Regions from separate parts of the Homo sapiens genome. Here region 1 is linked to region 2. The links are chromatin loops, found by intact Hi-C in ENCODE. Cell type or tissue: heart left ventricle. All regions are shown on one strand. Links, peaks and the distances in the headings refer to the core of each region. The heading gives the core; the rest is flanking DNA.

What was found. Peaks named below come from ENCODE experiments on the same cell type or tissue, not always from the same donor. Only the 100,000 strongest peaks of a DNase experiment are listed, where the experiment ranks them.
Region 1: it touches region 2 in a loop (5-fold over the local background); 9 of 110 quality-filtered maps call a loop at or near these places.

The regions. Positions count from the first base shown.
Region 1 is chr18:9,569,319-9,578,506 of GRCh38, reverse strand. PPP4R1 (protein phosphatase 4 regulatory subunit 1) reads left to right here. Exons shown (of 20, transcript NM_001042388.3): 10 at 1,316-1,443; 11 at 7,824-8,350. Among named protein-coding and RNA genes, the nearest start is that of PPP4R1, 41 kb to the left of the region's middle. RefSeq lists enhancers at 3,256-3,766, 3,767-4,277 and a silencer at 8,215-8,397. In heart left ventricle, for the core only: a CTCF peak has its summit at 2,853; a DNase peak (open chromatin) is centred at 2,830.
Region 2 is chr18:10,512,893-10,524,464 of GRCh38, reverse strand. No RefSeq gene overlaps it. Among named protein-coding and RNA genes, the nearest start is that of NAPG, 7.3 kb to the left of the region's middle. In heart left ventricle, for the core only: CTCF peaks have their summits at 3,977, 4,181 and 5,770; DNase peaks (open chromatin) are centred at 4,164 and 5,749.

The sequences.
Region 1 (9,188 bases), core at 20-5,019, 940 kb after region 2:
AACACTTTGGGAGGAGGAGGTGGGAGGATTGCTTGAGGCTAGGAGTTCAAGACCAGTCTGGGCAACATAGCAAGGACTTGTCTCTGCAAAAAAAATAGAAAAATTAACTGGATGTGGTGGCACATGCCTATAGTCCCCAACTATTCATGAGGCTGAGGTTGGAAGATCACTTAAGCCAAGGATTTTGAGGCTGCAGTGAGCCATGGTAGCACCACTGTTTTCCAGCCTCCACAGCAGAGCAAGAGCTGTCTCAAAAGGAAAAGGAATGCTAAACTTCAGGGAAATTGGTGTGTGGCAAAGTCAAGGTTTTAGTAACATACCAGTTTCCCATTGTTGTTGCCTTTGTCCGATTGTGTCCATCCTTCCATAAAACCTCTCATTTTCAAATGTTTTAAAAATTCCTGATTTTAAAAATAATACAGAAATACGACATGAAGTGGAATTCTATAACTTCTTTATCACCCCTCCTACATGAGACAGTCATCAAGAACAATAGTATATGCTTCAAGATCTTTGTGACATACTTTAAGTTAACATTATGTTTCTGGTACGTCTGTCTTGCTTCCTTCTAGTGAACAAATTAAAGTCTTTCCTACCTGAAAACATTAAATGTATTTATCACATTTTGTTGGCTTTATTGATTTTTATGTTCTTTGTGGCACTCTTGGTTTTCCTTATTCTTTTTGTTCTTGAGAACACAGCAGGACCTTCTTTAGTTTTGTTCTATGCAAATGTTTCATAGTATCTCATACTTAGATTATCATGGTTCAAACATTCAAGAGAGGATAAAAACAATTGAAAGTAAAAAAGAGCAAATAGGGGTTTGTTTGGGGTTTTTTTTTTAGACAGTCTTGCTCTGTCACCCAGGCTGGAGTACAGTGGTGTGATCACGGCTCACTACAGACTTAGCCTCATGGGTTCACGCGCTTCTTCCACCTCAGGCCCTGCCGAGTAGCTGGGACCACAGGCATGCGCCACCACGCCCTGCTAACTTTGGTATTTTTTGTAGAGACTGGATTTCGCCATGTTGCCCAGGCTGGTCTCAAACTGCTGGACTCAAGCGATCTGCCCAGCTCAGCCTCCCAGAGTGCTGGGATTACAGGCATGAGCCACTGCGCCCAGCCAGAGAAAATAGCTTGTAAGAATTTTTCAGTCCTAGCTAAAGTTCTGAATCTGGGCTTCCTTTAGAAAAGCTTCATTATTATCCTAAACATACTTCGGCATTTGAAAGTAGATTATTAAATATACATAATGTGTGCGTATATAATTCTTTTTCAAAATGATTCCTTTATTATTGTCCTTTTTATCTTCCTAGGTTCGCCAAGCAGCTTTTCAGTCTCTGGGACCTTTCATATCTACTTTTGCTAATCCATCTAGCTCAGGCCAGTATTTTAAAGAAGAAAGCAAAAGTTCAGAAGAGATGTCAGTAGAAAACAAAAATAGGTATAATTTTGAAACCATTTTCTAATTTTAAAACCTTGTTTTCTAATTTTACTGCTTTTAAACATTATTTCCACTATTCTGCAACAAATGTTATTTTTTGATAGTTTGCTATTTCTCTTGAATATAAAAATTGGTGAATATTTTTATAGAGCTTTACTTTAAGCGCATTTGTTTGTTAAGTATCTCTTTGGTTGGTTACATATTGAATGAGTAGATGCATGTAACACAATTAGCTAGATGCCTCGCACATAGGAAACTCTAAATGGTAGATTATGACTTTTAAAAAATGTTTATTTAGTACATTATTTAGTCAATCATTCATTGATATCTACAATATACAGGGTAATTGTTACACACTGTGTAGTATTTGGGTTTTTTTAAATTTGTTTTTAAGGAGTAAAACTTAATTTAGGAATATGTTTTATTGTCCTTTTCTGTCAAATAATTTAGTTGCGCATCTTGGATTCTTTGTCAATGGTGATTGTAATCTGTCAGTTAAAGGAGAAAGCCAGTATATTAGCCAGTATATCAGTTTTAAGTATATCAGTCTCATAAGGAAACCAAAGTTTTAAATAAAGCTTAAAGAGTCGGCTGTGATTTTTATTTTTAAATGTTTTTGCATTGAAAATTTTCTATTAAATTTAAATTTTAAAAATTTATTATAATATATATTTAGGGGAAAAACTAATTCAAGCCTAACTTACTAGTATGCGGGAAATGTACACAAACTTTTACAGTTATGCACTTGAAGTAATTTTAGTACAAATATTTGAAACAGTCCCTGCTATAATGCTTGAGTTACCATAGTGTCTTTTCCCTCCCTTGTCATGATGCTAATGGACATTTTCTTCTGTAGGTCTTGATACTGTGCTATTTGCTTTCTTGGTGTTTTGATTTGGCAGTTCTTCTTTCTTCTCTGCTGCCTTGTTTTACCTTTTTGCCCGTTCTCCTACTGTCCTGCTGAATAGCCAAACAAACCTGAGGTACTGTTTTTTGTAAAGGAAGAAAATCACTCAAACCTGTCTTCCTAGCAAGCAAAGTCTGTCAGTTTTTTTGAAAACAGGTGCTGCCAGGACTTTGACAAAAGTGATGATGGTGGGTGGGGAATGTTATCTATTTTTCATTTTTGAAATCAGCATACTTAAAAAATTACCTGTTTATACTGAAGACTGTTACATAACTTCTGTTTTAAAATCTGAAATGGGTCTAGTAAGAAACTATAAATTTGCAGAGAACTGTATAGGACGAGCTGGTAAACTTTCTTCTGTTTCACAACTACTCACTCGGCCTTTGCAGTGTATAAGCAGCCGTAGACATTACATAAATGGACAAGCTTGGCTGTGTTCCAGTAAAACTTCACTGACCTCAACAGTGTGCCTATCAAGGCCATGTTTGCCGCCTACCGGTGTGTAGCATTACTGCAATAGCTATTTAAAGGTAGTTCAATTCCTTGATTCTTCTTCCATTGTAATGAGGTATGTCTTAATGTCCAGGCAATACTACTTGTATTGCTGATCTTCAGTAATATTAGAGCTTATTAAATTATGTTAATGATATGGTAGGGGAAAGAGAGCATTCCTGGCTAAGGAAGGAGTTATGTTAAATATTGTAAAAGCTTTTGCATAGTTTGACAAACTATAAAGAAGTAGTCCTATATATTATTAAATCTCAGAACCATTAGTTTGTTTGCCCTCCCTTAAATAGCACAGTGGCATTTGTTTTAAGCTGTCTTAAACTGTTGTGGTATTAAGATTGATTGATTGATTATGCAAAAGTTAACTGAGCACCTCCTATGAACCAGAAACTGTAAATGGAAAGATAGAACTTCGTTCCTGTCCTCAAAGTTCTCTCAGTTTCTTAGATTCAGGTTTTTCAAACAAATGTCTTACAAAGTAAGCAAGTTTTTGGCAACATATTTCCACCACTGTTTATTGTATAGTGTTTCATCTGACCCTAGAAACATTTACTATCACTTTATTACTCTTTGAAGCATTTATTGATTCCAAACATCTGACTTACACATCAGATCTTTCACTCACCCTGGATCAGGCTGTTAATGCTTCTTTGAAAGTGCTGATAAAGCCTACTTCTCAGAAGCAGAGTTGAAATACTCAAATCTGCATTTTAAAAGTATGTAAAATAAGCATTCGTTATCACATTGTTCTCTGAATGCACCATGTTCTCTTAATTCTCCCTGTTTTTGTACTTGCTGCTCTCTGGGAAGCTTCTTGTTCCATCCATACCCTCGTTTAACAAAGTGCTGTCTTAGATGCACTGAGTTGTCCAGGAAGTACAGAGCTTTTGTCTTCATCATCAGTAGCGCTGTAATGAGAGCACTATTTTAATCCTATCCTTTTGGCTACATATTGGCATCTATCATCCAGTAGCCTCCCGGCCATGCAGTGTGGCGTCCAGCTCCTCCCTTTGTCTCCGCTGGGCCTGGCCCGTTGGTGCACATATTAATCCTGAATGAATTATTCTAGGGAAATATGGATTTGACCTCAAAAATCTGAAGTAACTAAACCACTTTTGCTGGATTTTTCCAGTTTAGCTTAATGCTAACTATATGAAAAAAAATTATTAGCACAAATTTGGAAATATTTCATGAATGCTAAAACTTCATTGAGTTAATTCACAGTACTTGGAAGGTATCCTGGAGCGTGTTTGCTTTTATCTCAGGATACAATACCTCTTTAGCCAGATGTTCTACAAGTCATTTTCTCCTTGAAATACCTGTAATTAATTTTCTAGGCCCATAGTCTCTACTAAGGAACTCTGAAGATATTAATTATAAACTTATGTAGGCACAAAAAGACACTTAAGATTCCTCCTTAAGTAGGTAGTTTCTGGACTGTCCTCTGGTGCTCTTGATACCTACGTCTCTTAGGAGACAGGATAATTCCCATTATACAGAGTCACAAAGGGCCTCAATTTTCAAAAAAAAATTTGTCTTGTACAATAGCATTTCAAAGTCTGACAATTAGGAATATCAGAATTTTAGCATTGAACAGCTTGATTTTGTATTGACTATTATACTTTACCAGGAAAAATTAGAATTTAGAGAATTTATACTTTCGACATTTTTGAAGCCATGCATGCTGTAGTTCTGTCCACAATTTAATACTGTACTAGGGAAACTTTGTCTTCTAGTTTCCTTTTAAAAAAATCATTCTAAGAGTTTTAAGTTTGGACAAACTAACAAGTTTACATTTATCAGACAAACAGTTATTTGACCAGTCATTCTCCGTTCATTTTTGCAGCTGAGAATATTAAAATTTAATTTTAACACCAAGGTGAGCTAGTGATCAAGGAACTTCAAGGCCCTGTAATTCCATCACTTTAGGAGGCTGAGGCAGGAGGATCGCTTCAGCCCAGGAGTTTGAGGCTGCAGTGAGCTATGATCATACCACTTTACACCAGCCTGGGCTACAGAGCGAGACCCTGTCTCTTAAAAAAACAATAAACAAAACAGAAGTTCATTGTATTTATTAGATAGTACATACGAGGTCTTACAAGTTTTACCCATTTGCTCTTCTCTTCCCCCTTTCTGAACAATATCTTATTATAATTTTAAAATTTTAGTTTGAATGATTTCAGAAATTTTGCAAGGATATCACAAAGAACTTCATATATCCATGTAGATTTTCCAAATACTGTTTTACCATATTTGCTTTATTCTTTTTTTCTGAACTCTTTGAGAATAAGTTTTAGACATGATATTCTTTTTACCTTTTTAAAATACTATGTATTTCTTTAAAACACAGATGTTAATATATAACTGTAGTCCAGTTACCAAAATTAGGAAATTAACATTGATACAATACTGTTAGCTAATCTAGCCTTTATTGAATTTTACCAATTGGCCCACTAATGTTCTTTATAACAAAAGGGAAAAATACATATTTTTTAATATGGACAAAATGGGAAATACATAATTCATAAACATGTAGAAGACACATTTATTTTGCATAACAGCACTAGCTTCAGGAGCTCCTTTGGAGTGGGAAAACATCTTACAGGTTATCTAGGCCAACTCCTCATTTTTATGAATAAGGAATAAGTGAGGAATCCTAGAAGTCCTTAAAAGGTTCAGAATTTTATATTAACGTAGTGCCAGTGCGAGAGTAAGAACGTTAAAGTCTGATTTCTTCACACTTGTAAACAATTGTATTATATATGCATACTGTATATTTTGTAGTTATAAGAAGAAAAATACCAGAATTTAAAATGCAGTCACAATGTGTTATGTTTTCAGATGACTTACGTATGTTTTTGTTCATCAGTATTTTAAAAAATAATCACCTGTTTGTGAAAATAATGGTTTTGAAAACAGCATTATGATGAGAGGGAACTTCGTAATTTCATGAGAATGTAGATGGTGACTGTTTAAGTGGGAGCTCACATAGGCATTAACATCACCCTCCTTTTGCACAGTCCTTTTAAGTCTCCTGTTAAACATCTTTTATTGTGTGTATTTAAAGGCACACAGATGCTTTTTCCTGTATTCATCTTACAAATTTACCTACATATTCAGCCATCCTTATTTCCCTTTCATGTTTCTTGGGAAGCAAGTCTCTTCACTGTTTAATCTGTTTTGCTGTGTTTTTGAAGCCCATATTCTTTCCTCTTCTCAGAAAGACATTGCTTTATCAGTTATTTCATCAATCTCTGTGTCTCCAGTTCTTTCATCTCTTCTAACCTATTTTCCTCAGCCTAAAAATATGCTCATCATTCTTTTATACAGGAAAAATGCCTTCACTCTTTGTTATTCTATGCAGTTGTGTTATTCTTTATTAATACTTGTTGCCTCCGCATATGTCAGCCCCACACATCTTTCTGAGTTGATGACCTCCACCTCTGTCTCAGTCTTTACCTCTTTCTCATAGATAATCACCACCTAGAACCCAACGTGGATAGCTAACTCAACCTCTTTCAACCTGAACCTGTTAGCTTTCTTGTGAAACTGTTTTTGTTACCTGCAGCATGCAATAAGTGGAAAAGTCCTGTTGATTTTTGCTGCTGTTTGAATGTGTTCTTCTGTAGTCCTGGAGACACTGCCTCCATCAGAACATCATCACTTCTTACCTGCATGTCTGTAATTCCTGCCTCCTATCTTACCTCTCAACTCATTTTCTACACTTCCTCCAGAATGGTCTTTCTAAAACAACAGATCTATTAACAATTTCCTTACTACATGATTTCCTGTAGTCCAGGATGAACTCCGGAGGTCTGCTGGTCTGGAATACAGTGGTTCATGTGATATCTTTCATCCTTGTCATCCATCATTTCCTCATTGCTGATTCCTGAATGCGTCACACCTTTTCTGCCACTCCGGCCTTTGCATGTCCTGTTTCTCCTTTAGATGCTTTTTTCTTCCCCTTAGCCCCATAAACATGTATTGGTTCTTCTAAGCACAACTCATGTCATTTCCTTGAAGGCCTTTTAATCTTCACTCCCATCTCCTCCTGTGTTCAGTGTGCTTGCATCTGTGCTTACCACCCTGTCTAGCAGCAATTTGCTGATATATCTTCATTTTTTCTGTTTGCCTCTAATTGTAATCTCAAGATCAAGAGCTGCATCTCATTCACATTTGAATCCTCAATACTGATTTCATTTCCTGGCTCTTAGTAGGTGCTCAATAAATGCCTGTTAAATTTAATTGAATCAAATAATAACACTTACAGTCGTACTTCAGATAATAGATGGCAGTAATCAGTGGACTTTAATGAATTTGTACCATCTGTCCTTATCAATTAAATTATGTCCTCATTTTAGGAAAACCTTGGGGAGTAGAGATGAATATTTTAGAAGAAACAGAAGTAATATTTACACTCAAGCAGATTTTAATATATTTTGTGAGATAGCAAATAAGTATCTTTCCTACTACTATCTTAAAATTGTTTTTATTTTATTTTCCTTGTGTAATGTAAGCAAATAGGCTTTAGGTCTCAGCTTTGCAATATGTCGTTGGAGTAGAGAGGTAATACAAATAACCCTAAAAATAAAATAATTTAAATGTTGTTATGTATCTTAAAATGATTGTAGGAATTTCTGTTTCCACTACTTTTCTTTAGTTATTTATTATTGAAATTAGCATGGTGTTATAGAATCCCAGGATTCTTAAATGTTACCTTCTCTAACTAATATATATTGCTTGACTATCTAGACTTATACTTAACAGGTATTTACATCTTTGAACACAGAACAGCTGATGGAGAAAGAAGCATTATAAATAATATACATAAACTCAGTTTGTACAGATAATCCGTAATTTTTAATGTTTAACTTGTCTAAATGCTATATGTAATATCTTTCATCAGTTTTTTTAAAGTAATTATCCTTTCATATTGTTTTTTTCCCACCAAATAAAACAATAAAAGGACCAGAGATCAAGAAGCCCCAGAGGATGTACAAGTCAGGCCAGAGGATACTCCTTCAGATCTCAGTGTTAGTAATTCCAGTGTCATACTGGAAAACACGATGGAAGACCATGCTGCTGAGGCATCCGGGAAGCCTCTAGGTGAAATTAGTGTTCCACTGGACAGCTCTTTACTTTGTACTTTGTCCTCAGAATCTCACCAGGAAGCAGCTAGTAATGAGAATGATAAAAAACCTGGTAACTACAAATCTATGTTACGACCAGAGGTTGGCACCACTTCACAAGATTCAGCTCTCTTAGATCAGGAATTGTATAACTCCTTCCATTTCTGGAGGACTCCTCTTCCTGAAATAGATCTAGACATAGAGCTTGAACAGAACTCTGGGGGAAAACCCAGCCCAGAGGGACCAGAGGAAGAATCTGAGGGCCCTGTGCCCAGTTCTCCAAACATCACCATGGCCACCAGAAAGGAACTGGAAGAAATGATAGAAAATCTAGAGCCCCACATTGATGATCCAGATGTTAAAGGTATGGAAGTCAATCAAGTTATTTATTCTGAAATTGATTAAAAATATTAGTGTCTATCTTAAAAAAATTTCATTTCAGAAAAAATTGTCATTTAATAATGTATTATGGACTGGGCACAGTGACTCATACCTATAATACCAGCACTTTGAGAGGTTGAGACAGGAGGATCACTTGAGACCAGGAGGTTGAGACCAGTCTGGGCAACATAGTAAGACCCCATCTCTACAAAAAAATAAAAAATTAGCCGGGCATGGTGGCACATGCTTGTAGTCCTAGCAACTTGGGAAACTGAGGTGGGAGATCGTTTGAGCTTAGGAGGTTGAGGCTGCACTGAGCTGTAATTGTGCCTAAGTTCAAATGGTGTCAAAGGATCATGCAGCAGCTTGCTCTGATAGTTCTCCAGCCTGGGCAACAGAGTAAGACCCTGTCTATTAAAAAAAGAAAAAGGTAGTATAACCATCATTATCATGTATTTCTAAATTCTCTTGATAAATACAATTAATCTGATTTTCAGGAAATTTTTTATTTAAAATAGGCTCATCGTTGCATTCCTTACTGTAATTTATACAGATTTGTTGATTGACAAATCACTCTCTTTGAAAGTTTCAGTCATTCAAACAGTGCTTTACAGTTTTAAAGTTTGGGCTCTGCCTTAACTATTTTGCACAGAGACTCATTACCTTTTTATAAGATAGCAGTACACGCAGTCATTCTTTTATGGAAAGACTATAGAATGTTTGTCGCACTACTGCACTGCAGCCTGGGCGACAGCAAGACTCTGTCTCGGGCGTGGGGGAGGAAAAGACTATAGAATGTTCACAGCAAGCATAGTCAACTT
Region 2 (11,572 bases), core at 2,187-7,186:
TGAAAACATGTCATAAGGCAAGTTCAGATTCAAGAGGTAGGAAAATAGAGGAGTGTAAAATACTTTGGCCATGACTTCCAATTCACCACAACTCTGGGATGACTGATTAAATATAAAAGGACTGTTACCAGTGGAAAGCCTTATGTTTTCAAGTGAGTTTAGATTTATTAACCACCCAATACCATCACCCTCTAAAACCATTGAAAGTGCCCAGAAAGTTTTCTAAGCCTATAACCTCCTCCACATTCTCCCTTATTTATTCATTCATTATTGAATTATTGTTTACTGAATGCCCACTCTGCACAAGACATTAAGCCTACACACCTAGGACCCAATTGTTGAGCAAGAGATATAATGCCTGCCCTCATTGCATTCATGATCTATGAGAGGATACAATATTTAACTTAATTTTACTTTGGCATCAACAAAGAAAGAATGGGAAAAAAACCCCACGATAGTGATATAGCAGTTATTAAGAAATACTTTTTAGGCAGATAGTAAGGGTAAATGTTCTCAGTGGAAATTTTCCTGTTTTAAGAAACAACCCCTGAACCATCTCTTTTCTAACAGAAAAGGCAGCTTGAAGAGCCAGGCCCGCAAGCTTTGATATGCAAATGTCAGTCCTTAGAAACTGAGTTCACTCAACATGGTGATTCCGCCATCTCTTCCTTGTCATCAGGTGTACCAAGTGTCATGGCCACCTCCAGATAACACCATGTGTTCAGAACATCACGGTGACCTGTATTTGCATATTAAAGGGCTAAGGTGGGAGGGCCAGGTTTTTCGAGAGCTATGTAAATGACACACCTGGTCAAACCAATCCCCTGGGCCCTATGCAAACCAGACACCACCTCCTCCAGGATCCCAATATAAGCAACCACTTTTCCACTGCACACTGGGTTTTCTCTTTGTTCAAATCCTCCCTACCTCTGTCTCTGTATGGGGGAGGTGTTTTCTTCTTCCTTCCTTCTTTCTTGCCTATTAAACTTTTCACTCCTTAAAACCACTCCACGTGTCCGTGTTGTTAATCCTATCAGCACGAGACCAACAACCCTGGTGTTCCTCCATTCGTTGGAGCTATATCAATAGCCATGGGCATTCAAGGGTTCTATGTTTCAAAGGACCCTTGACCAGGGAAGCCGTGGTAAGTATGTGCTAACATGCATTCATAGTAAAGGGGAGAAGAAGAGAGAGAATGGGCACAGTAAAGGTGTAACACAAATGCCCCCACTTTCTTCCCCTCCCCTTCTCTTCCTGCAATAACATTGAGGTGGGAGTTGAGCAAGGGGAATTTAAACTGAGAAGTCAGCTTAGAAGAACTGAGAATGGAAAGCATGGACCAAATGATGATAGACTAAGACGTGTAGTTTCCCAAGCTAGAATCGATAGTGTGACCCCAGGCCTTGTTGACCCATAAACGTAATTCTTGTTATCACAGCAGCTACCACCAGAACCTCAGCAAAAGTTGTCTTTGTGACTTCAACTTACCTCTTGCCTCCTCTCCTAAGGCTCTTTAGACGCTCATGTCCTCCCTCACCTACCCCGTCAACATACAGACTTGCTGGCTGCTGGCCCAAGTGATTCCATCTGAGCCAATCCTCTCCTCTAGTTCTAGAAACTCTTTTTCTTTATCCTGCCTCAATAAAAATGTGCATTCCTGAGTGATCTACTTGTTTTGGATGTGACTAAAATGATTCACATCAAAGTGTGAATGAGGCTTAAAATAGAGCTTGCAAACCCCATTCCTTCTCTCATGGTGGGCTTAAGTCTCTGAGAGTTCTTTAAGCCTGCATCCCCAGGTTCCTTGTCTACACAAACCTGCTTCCTTCCCCTAGCCTAGTCTGCTGCCAGGAAGCAAAATCCTTGGACCTACCTCCCACAGCTGAATGTTCCAGTCAAATAAAAGGTCTTTGTCATTTCTTGGAGAGAGGGTTTGATGGGTCAAATGAGCTCTATTTCAAATCAGGAATCATAAATAAGGAAACATAAGAGCTCCTATATCGCTAAGTTTTCTTTGTTTGTTTAATTGCTAGTAGCCTGACTGTGTAATTTTACCCTTTTCCCCCACAAATATACTGTTATGTTATACAAGAGATACACTTCTGAGACCCAGCCCAAGAGGTTAGCCATGAATCATAAAATCATTTCTCTGGGAAAATATATTCTGAGTTATAAATAACGAATTTACAAAAAACCTTTGGAACAAATTCTGCTATCATTTGACAGTTCCTTTCATCAGAATAGGATTTTAGAAGATTGTTCTTGGCTTTTTTTCTGATAAAACTAATAGAAGCCATTATGATCTGTATTTTTTTTTCTGGTTAAGTGTTAATGAATACATTGACTTTTAAAAATCACCACTGAATCTCTATGAGATTAATATGGAGAATTCGTTCTCCAGATTCCTGTGTCCAATGCCTTCTTAGCAGCTCCACCTAGACATCTAAAATGTCATACATAATCTGTTCAAATCTGAGCTCCTGATGCTCCCATACCTGCTCTCCCTTCAGGCTCAGCCATGCTGGGTTCATGGCAGCTTCACCCTCTCCTTGCCCAAACACTTGGAGTCATGCTCCTCTGCTCTTTCTGTCGCACAACACATGCAATCTGTAGGAAATTCTGTCGACTTTGCCTCCAAAAAGTGCCCAGAGGCAACCACGTCTCCTCATCTCCCTGTCCACAGCCACCGCGTAGTCTGTTAGTTGCCATCGTCTGTGACTGCACTCACCATCTGTGTTCAGAACACAGTGCAGTGCGAATTCCAGAGCAGAACTCAGTCAATTTTGGCTGAAAGTCCTGTGTCATTACGGAAGAAGAGGAAGAAGCATTTGGACACTTGGAAGGTGTTTTCTCTCAAGTCTGGCCATGGCCCTTCTTCAAGGTAATTTCTTTTCTTTCTTTCTTTCTTTCTTTTTTAAATTATTCTTTCTTTTTTTTTAGAGACAGGGTCTTACTCTGTCACCCAGGTTGGAGTGCAGTGGCATAATCATGGCTCACTGCAGCCTCAAACTCCTAGCCTCAAGCAATCCTCCTGCCTCAACCTCCCAAGTAACTGGGACTGTGGGTATGTGCCACCACACCTGGCTATTTTTTATTATTATTTTTAGTAGCGACAAGGCCTCACTATGTTGCCCAGGCTGATCTCAAACTTCTGGGCTCAAGCAACCCTCTTGCCTCAGCCTCCCAGAGTGCTGGGATCACCAGTGCACCCCCCTGCACCCAGCCCTTTCCAGTGATTTCTTTGGCTTGTATTTGCTTCTTTTTGCTGGGCTTTCTCCACATTCCTCTCAACCTCTCCTGCTCTAACCTTTCACAGAACCATCATTATTAATTTTTTTATTTTCAATTGAATTTCAAAATCAAAGCAAGAGAATGAATGTTTGAAAAGGAGAAAGAGAACGGGGCCACACCCACAGGTGCCAGCCATTGAAGACCAGGTAGACTGGCATCCCCTAACCATAGCATAGCTTCCAGCGCAGCAGGAAGCTGGGCCAGGTGGGGTCGGTGGGGAGACGGGTGCCAAAGGTGCCTGGAGTGAGAGTGGGATTAGCAGCGTGGAGCTTGCCTGAGCTCCCAGGCACCTGATGGATGCTGGCAGCTAAAACCTCCACTAAACCCTAGGGCCCCTGGTCACCATTTGCCAGAAACTCTACAAAGTGCTTTAGAAACACTGTTGTTATCCCATCTCACATATGAGGACTGAAGGTCAGAGAAGCTAAGTAACTTTCCTAAGGTCACACAGCAAGTAAACGGGAAGATGGGGACTTGAACCCAGACCCATCTGACTCCAAATTTATACTTGGCCCACTATAATGGACCAGAAAATGGTCCTTATTTTGTAATAGTTTAATAACCACTCACGCAACACCGCTGCTTAGTTGTATGGACCAATTATTAATTTTCAAATGTTTTTATGGGGGAAAAAATAGTCAGTTTACTACATACCTGGTACTTTACACCTACCTGCTTTGAAATTTTAATAATAATTGGAAAATGAGAGTTGGAAGTTTATTAGGTTTGACTGAAGTAAGTTGTCAAATGGCTGAGAAAGGGCCACCCCTAACAGATGCGCCAAGCATATTATACTGAGAAGTCCCACTTAGGTATACGTTGGCTGGGGAGAGTCCTGGCGTTCATTCCTTCTCCCGCGTAGCCTTATGGGTCTCTTCAGAAAACACATGGTGGCGCTGCCTGCACGTGCCTTTACAAGCTGCAAGCCGTCCAAACAAAAGTGGTTAGTTTCTGCCTCTTGGGATTACAGTCAGATTCTGGCAACATTTCGCATTCATAACTGAACTTTCCACATAAAAGCGATCTCTCTCACTGTTTTGTACACAAAGTGAGGCAGCATTGTCCGAGTACAGTAATGTTGGAAAGAGATGAAGCATTGTAAATGTTTAACAACAGATCTCTGTTAAATCCACTCTAACGAACACAACCGTTTTGATGAATATTATTTTTAAAGAGAGAGAAAAATACAGATCTTCCTTTGCAAGCTATCTTTGAATAAAAGATAAAACCAACACACTGAATTGGCTTAGTGGAAACCCGTCATGTATTTCATTAGACCACTTGCAGATAGCCTAGTGCCAACCTATAAATGTTCTCTCTTGAAAACCACATCCCATAGATATACAGCAATCATTTTCTTTCAAGGAGGATATATTCACGCAGTTACATTTTGTACAAATATAAAGTAGGCAAAATTGAAAGAATACAACATAAAACATGACTCATTAATGAAGTTTGTGAATTACTCATTCACAAACTGCATTAATGAATTTTTTTAAATAACATGTCTTCCAAATTAAGAATTCCTCAAGAAGTGCACGTTTGGAAGCTGCCAGGAATAAAGAGCTGTGGACTGGGTTTATGCTATTCATTCTTTAGGCACTCATTCAACAAGTATGTGTGGAATGGTTTCTCCATGCAGGCACTGTTCTAGGCTCTGGGAGACAGCCCTGAATGCAGCAGGGATTCACAGAGCTGACATTCTAGCACAGGGCATATGGGTGGGGTTGTGGAGTCCAGTAGGAAACTGGCTAAGGCGGTGTAGACACAGTGCTAGAGGGGGTCAACACTCAGGAAAACAAAGCAGGATGTGGGAATGGGAGGGCACCCGTGAGTGTGGGGTGAGTTTCTTCACCAGGTAGGTGACAATGAAATAAAGCTCTGAAGGAGTGGTGGCCTGAGACCTGGGATATCTGGACAAAGATAGTTGCCGATAAAGAAGGAATAGCAAATTTGTGAGGCAGAGTATGCGGGCGCCTGGCCCCACATTCCAGGGGAGAATGGGGAGGTGACGAGGTTGCAGGGGCCAAGGGTGACTTGGCTAGAAAAGCAACACATGACTCCCTTTGTGAAGATTGGATTAAAATTATGCAATGGTTGCATTAAGTTTGAAAATCTTCAGGGACACATTTCTTGCAACTTCCCTCTACTCGTGTAATTAGAAATGAATAAATGTTAATAAGGAAGCTGAAAAGGCTCTAATGGTCTAGAACGTTATATAAAGCTTACTGGAACATGACGTTCTCAAAGTGTACTAGGATTGCAAAAGCAGCCACAGGACCCTTATTTTCCAGATTCCTGTGGAGCTGAGGAGGAGGAATCACAGCCTAATGGAGGGACACATGGCAAAGGAGCATGGAGCTGTGTGCTAGCAGGTGCACAGCGGGGTCATGGCCACTGTTGTTCAGTGGGGCCACCAGATCACAGATGAACACTGCAGCCGTTTCACATGTGACTGCCCTCATCCTTCATTTCCTATCCCCCACTGCGTGGAGCCCTTGGGTCACAGTTACGGCTGGAGGAGGCTGTGGATTCAGAAACGCAGTTGTGGATAAGGAAAGGTTTAGCACTGCCCACAAATGAAAAGAGACCTTCCAGATTTAGAGAAAAGGAAAAAAGCAAACAAAACAAAATAAAAACCCTCTTTTCTCCAGCTCCCAACATAATCAGAGATGAAAGAAGACAGTTTTAGCCTGGTAAATAAGAAAATAAACAAGAGCTTGAAATGGATAAGTTTTTTCTTCTAAATTTGTTTTTGCAAAGGGTTTTTCTTCCCTGAAAAACAAAATACTAAAATAGCAAGTTGTGTTTTCATTTATAAATCCTTCTCAAGAGGAAATCTAATAATAACAAGGGGTTTCCATTGGATTCCAACTTATTTCATAATGTAAATATATTTCTATCCTCTGGGGAAAAAAGCTTCCCCAAGCCAGGTATTTATCGTTTAAATTTGTGATTTTATTCACTTCCATTTTTCCCTCTCTTTTACCTTGAACAGCCTCTCAAACTGAAGAGGAGTGTTCAGTTCTACAGCTTATTAGATAGGGCCTCTTCATTCAACGATGCAAAGTTTAGAAAGAACGTGGACGATGACTTGCTATGTTTTGTTCTACATCCAATCAGAAGAGTAGCTTGTGGCTCAAAAAGTCTTATCTTAGAAGATCAAATGTCCACATTTTAAGAGAGCGGGGCTGTATACTAGAAAGAAAAATGGATTAGAGTCAGTCATACTTTCAAACCTCAGCAGTATTTCTTATGTTATTTAAAGACATATATTATCTGGTTTCTTTGAGCTTCAGTTTCTTCTCCTATAAAATGGGAAGAATAATAATGTGGTGGATTAAAAATGGCAGCCAAATCTCTGACCCTCTTCCATTGAGAGGGGGACTCTGTCCCATCCTCTTGAATGCAGGTGGGTTTTGTGACTGCTTTGACCAAAAGAACAAGGATGTGATACTGTGCCAGTCTCAGGGCCCAATCTTCAAGGCACAGGCAGCTCCCACTTCCCATCTCTCAAAACATGAAATAGCTCTTGGAACCCTGAACAGTGCAACTCCCTTGAGGCTGCCATGATGTGAGGAAGCTCAAGCCACCCCGGTAGAGGTCTATGAGCAGAGAAGCAATGGCCAGCTGCCCCGCATCTCCCAGCTGCAGCCATTAGAGCCGTCCCAGCAAAGCTTCCAACCGTGAAGCTGAGTGGAGCTCCTCTGACTGTGCCCTGTCCAAATTTTCCATCCACATCATCAGGAGATACAATAATACTGTTTTAATCCATTGAGCTTTGAGATGGCTTGTTAAGCAGCAATAGATAAACATACTAAATGCTTATGTTGTGGAGCTACTGTCAGTTTTACAAATAATACCTCCAAGGCGCCTACACAGAATGGACACATAGGGAACATTCAGTAAATAGGAGCCATCATTTGTACTGTTGTTCTCATGATCTTCCCACAAGAGCGTTTATTAGAAATGTGATCAGAGAATCCTTTCTGAGCTCACAGAAGGCATTGAAATCCCTCACAGCTGACTTGCGTGGGAGTACACGGGCTTTGGGATGGCAAATCCTTCCTAGCCCAAGCCAGTCAGGTGCAGGAGAGCCACTAAAACCCTGCCAGTGCCTGCACTGCCGTTAAACATGTGTCCTCTCAGTAAACGAGACATGCTGTCCCTGCATTCCAGAAACATTGCAGCTCCACCTTGTTCTTGTATTTTTTCCTCCCCTATAAATCTCCCTGGTTACCTAAACTCAGTAGGCAACTAAGCACAATTGGGTTTACAGAAGGCAAGGTGACCTAAGAGATCTTTGAATGTAGCTGTTGATGTCCAGACTGCACGGAGAGCAGTCCAGCCAGGTTGAGAGCCTCTCAAGCACTTATGGTCTCCCTACTCCCAAGTGACCTTCTCTTTGGGGCACAGGTATTTAGGAGACACTTCTAATGATGATTGTAGACATCTCGGGACCATTGAGACACTGATAATATTAGGAAATAAAGTACTTTCAATGGAGCGAACTTGAAGGATTCAGAATCCCAAGATTCCTTAACCTCTCCTGCTGAAGTCCACTGCTCCCCATCCTGGCTGCTGTCAACACCTTCTCTAGCCCGGCCTGCTGGACAACTTGCTCTTCCTGATTAGTCAATCTGCCACCAACCTGGCCTCTGTTCAATGCATCCTCTCCTCTGCAGCACGGTCTTCTTAGAGCACCAATGTCACAGTGCACTCACGCACCTCTTTGTTTTAGTCCTTCTTTACTAATGGAAGAAAAATTTACCAACTGGAGAAGCCTAGGTTTCCAACCCCTGTGTGCCACCCCTCACTTCTCTGACTGATGGCTCATGGGTTAACTCTCTGGGAGGAGTGAGGGACAAAAGCCAGGATGACATGGCCCACAGCTGATGGAAGCAGCCAAGGCCAGCTTGGAGGGGAGGGGAGGACCTTCTGCTTAAGGATTTCTTCTATTTCTCACAGTCAGCCTCTGGATCTAAACTGGGACTCTTAATATCAGTCCAAGTTACCAGGACCAGGACAAATAACTTGGAATAAGGTGCTTTTTTCCGTCAGTTCTTTCAAACTGTTTGAGTAAAAAAAAGAGATGTAACTAAAAGCAGAAAGTTACAAAGCAAAACGAGGGAGGGAAGAGACTTCCAGTCAAGACTCACATGTTCCCCAGCCAAGCCGGGACCAGGCGCTCAGCTCTTGTGCTGATGCTTTAAGCTGTCTCTGTCCCCTAAGGAGAACAGCTTAGGAGTCGTCAGAACCTGCTCGAGTTCCATTTAGAAGCCAAGTGCCCACTTTCCCACTGTGCCCCATGTTGTTTTCCCGTTACCAGTTTCTCCTGTCTCACTCCTGTAGCTCAGGTTTTCAGCTTCTCCTTTTCATCCTCATCTCCAGCATCCCCACAGGAACCTTCCTGGACAGGTTTCTGTTGCTCATCTGAAGTGCAGGCCCTAGCTTGCTGCTGCCCTCCCTTCGGCCTTGTTGCCTTTGGAAGGGCATTCTCTGCATGGCTTCTTTTTGCCCTGGGTTGGCATTCTGCCACCCATCCCACATCATTCTCAGAACAGAACCACAAGTGAGCTGACAACTTCCATCCAGTGAGTTACGTAAAAGCCACACCAGTAGCCACACAGACACATGGAACCATGATGAGGATGCAGCATTTGCAGGCAATTCCAGGAAGAGTTTCTACCTTAACAACGACTTGCTTTAATTTCCTCTGTTCCTGAGCTTCAGTGCTGATCCTACAGATGAAGAGAGAAAGGTCCTTCTCTCATGGTGCAGGCTGAGGACAAAACAGCAGTACACCTGAATGTGTCTGTCTCCAAGCCATCCCCAAGCTTCCGTTTCAGTCATTCTTTGAGCTGTGGCCTTTACCATGGTAGAACTTGAATTTTATGGTGTTAACCTTTAAAGCCAAGATGGAACCTATAATTTAGATAAGCGCTGACCAGCAGATAACTTCCAGTTTACACTACAGCATATGTCTTTGATATTCAAAACAGGCTTCCAAATCAATGCTCTTACTGAATTATAATTTTATACATCTTATTTATTAAAAATATGAATTTACGAAAACAGCAGAACTTGGCAACTTTAACCTGTCCTTTATCCATATTTCAAGACTCCTGGGTTGTATGAGAAGGTGTTACCGTGAACGTGCCCCTCCACCCCACACCTTGCACAGGCTTCCCTATCAGGTGGGTCAAGTTCAGCTCCCAGAGACCAGTTTGAGGCCCTGGCCAGCCTAAGTGAGGTTCCAGGAGTTGGTGTGAGGGTCTGTCTGTCTTTTGATTCTCACAGTAGCAAGAGCATGCACTACCTTACTGTTGAGACATTGAACAGGAAACACATAAATCTTCCCACTTGTTGCTGGGACCATCTGTGTGTAATTTTCCCAGAGAGATTCTTTTTTTCTGCATCCTGAGTAAAGAATTCTCTTTCTGATTCTTAGGTAAGTACTGGAGCTTTTTGCACAGAATATCATTCACAATGAACTTTGCTCCTGACAATAGTTTTAGATAGGGAATTAGTGTAACATTTATAGTAGGACAAAAATCTATATGTTTTATATAGAATATTTTTAGATGATACACAAGAATTTTTGAAGCTGAAGTTCTGCTCTTTTTACTCCCAGTCCTATGATGAAATCTGTTTACTCTCTGTTCAGATTTTGTAATATTCTGAAACTTTGAATTCTGTATAGAGCAGTTTTTAATGAAGCGAGGCTCTAACGCTGGTAGGGGACCCAGATGGCACATGCAGTGTTTGCTTGCTCATCAGAACATGTTTTGCCAAAAGTGTTCCATGTGCAAGGCACTGAGATCTGCCAAGGGCACCAGCAGGGACAAGTCGGGAACAGTCCCTTCCCTTGAGGAGCTCACTTTCACAGCAAAAGAGACAGATAGTAAATCACAATTTTAGAAACTAGAAATATGGAAAGTGTTGCCAAGGAGACTAAACCTTCCCCCTCCAAGGGGGTGAGGCATGGGGTGCATTAGGGAGGGCTGGACATGAGCTGCATCCCAACAGCACAGGGAAAGCTGGGGGATAATAGTCTTTCTCTCTCTTTCTTTTTCTTTCTTTCTTTCTCCCTTCTTTCCTTCCTTTCTTTCTTTCTTTCTCTCTCTCTTTCTTCTCTTTCTTTCTCTCTCTGTTTCTTCTCTTTCTTTCTGTCTTTCTTTCTGTTTCTCCTTCCTTCCTTCCTTCCTTCCTTCATTCTTTCCTTCCTTTTTTCTTTCCTTTTTGTTTGAGACAGAGTTTTGCTCTGTCACCCAGGCTGGAGTGCAGTGGCATAATCACAGCTCACTGCAGCCTCTACATCCTGGGCTCAAGTGATCCTCCCACCTCAGCCTCCTGAGTAGCTGGGACCACAGGAGTGTGCCACCATACCTGGCTGATTTTTAATTTTTTAGGTAGAGTCAGAGTCTCACTATGTTGTCCAAGCTGGCCTCAAACTCCTGGGCTCAAGCAATCCTCCTGCCTCAGCTTCCCAATGTGCTGGGATTACAAGCGTGAGCCATGGCACATGGCCAGGGATGACAATCTGAGGAAAGACTCATCAGTGGAGAATAAGCTTCCAAGAGCCTGGGACCCTGGTGCCTGAGAGTGCCACTTGCAGTTAAGGTGTGAGGCTGTGGAGGCCAATCTAAGAGCAACTAGCACAGCACTTTCTGCAAATGTGGCACTCACTGTAGTATCCATCAACTGAATAAGTGATGTTTCCTTGGCATGTTACAGGGTGCATCCTGAGCCTGAAGGTTGGGGGAACAGGTTGAAGACTGATGATATGAGATTTGGAAGAAAAGATAAGTTTGAGTAAGTCTGGTATTTTTCACATTTGGAGGTTCAAAATTTTAAAAATGAAGATTTGGGGTTGACTCTTGCATTATAAGCAATTCCAGGAAAGGGTCAAATGCTTCTTAAAATGATAATTATTATAAAAGAAAAGAAAGAAGCAGTGCTCATCTGGCTGTGGCTTGGTTGCCTCCAGTAAGGAAATCAGCCTCAGCCAGGCTGGCAGGGCGCTGAGGAGCAGTGGATGCTCCTCCCATCCATTTATGGGGCTGCACGTCTCCTTCTGTGGCGAGCAGGCTGTGACCCGGCAAGGAAGAAGCCCCCGTGAAGCCCGGATGCTAGTGTGTAGGGCAAAGAAGACCCAGAGGGCATCCCTGCCCCACCCACACACACCACACACAGAGAGACACACACTACACACACACACACACACACACACACAGAGTCCCATGGGGACACACACAGAGACACTCATATACCACACAGA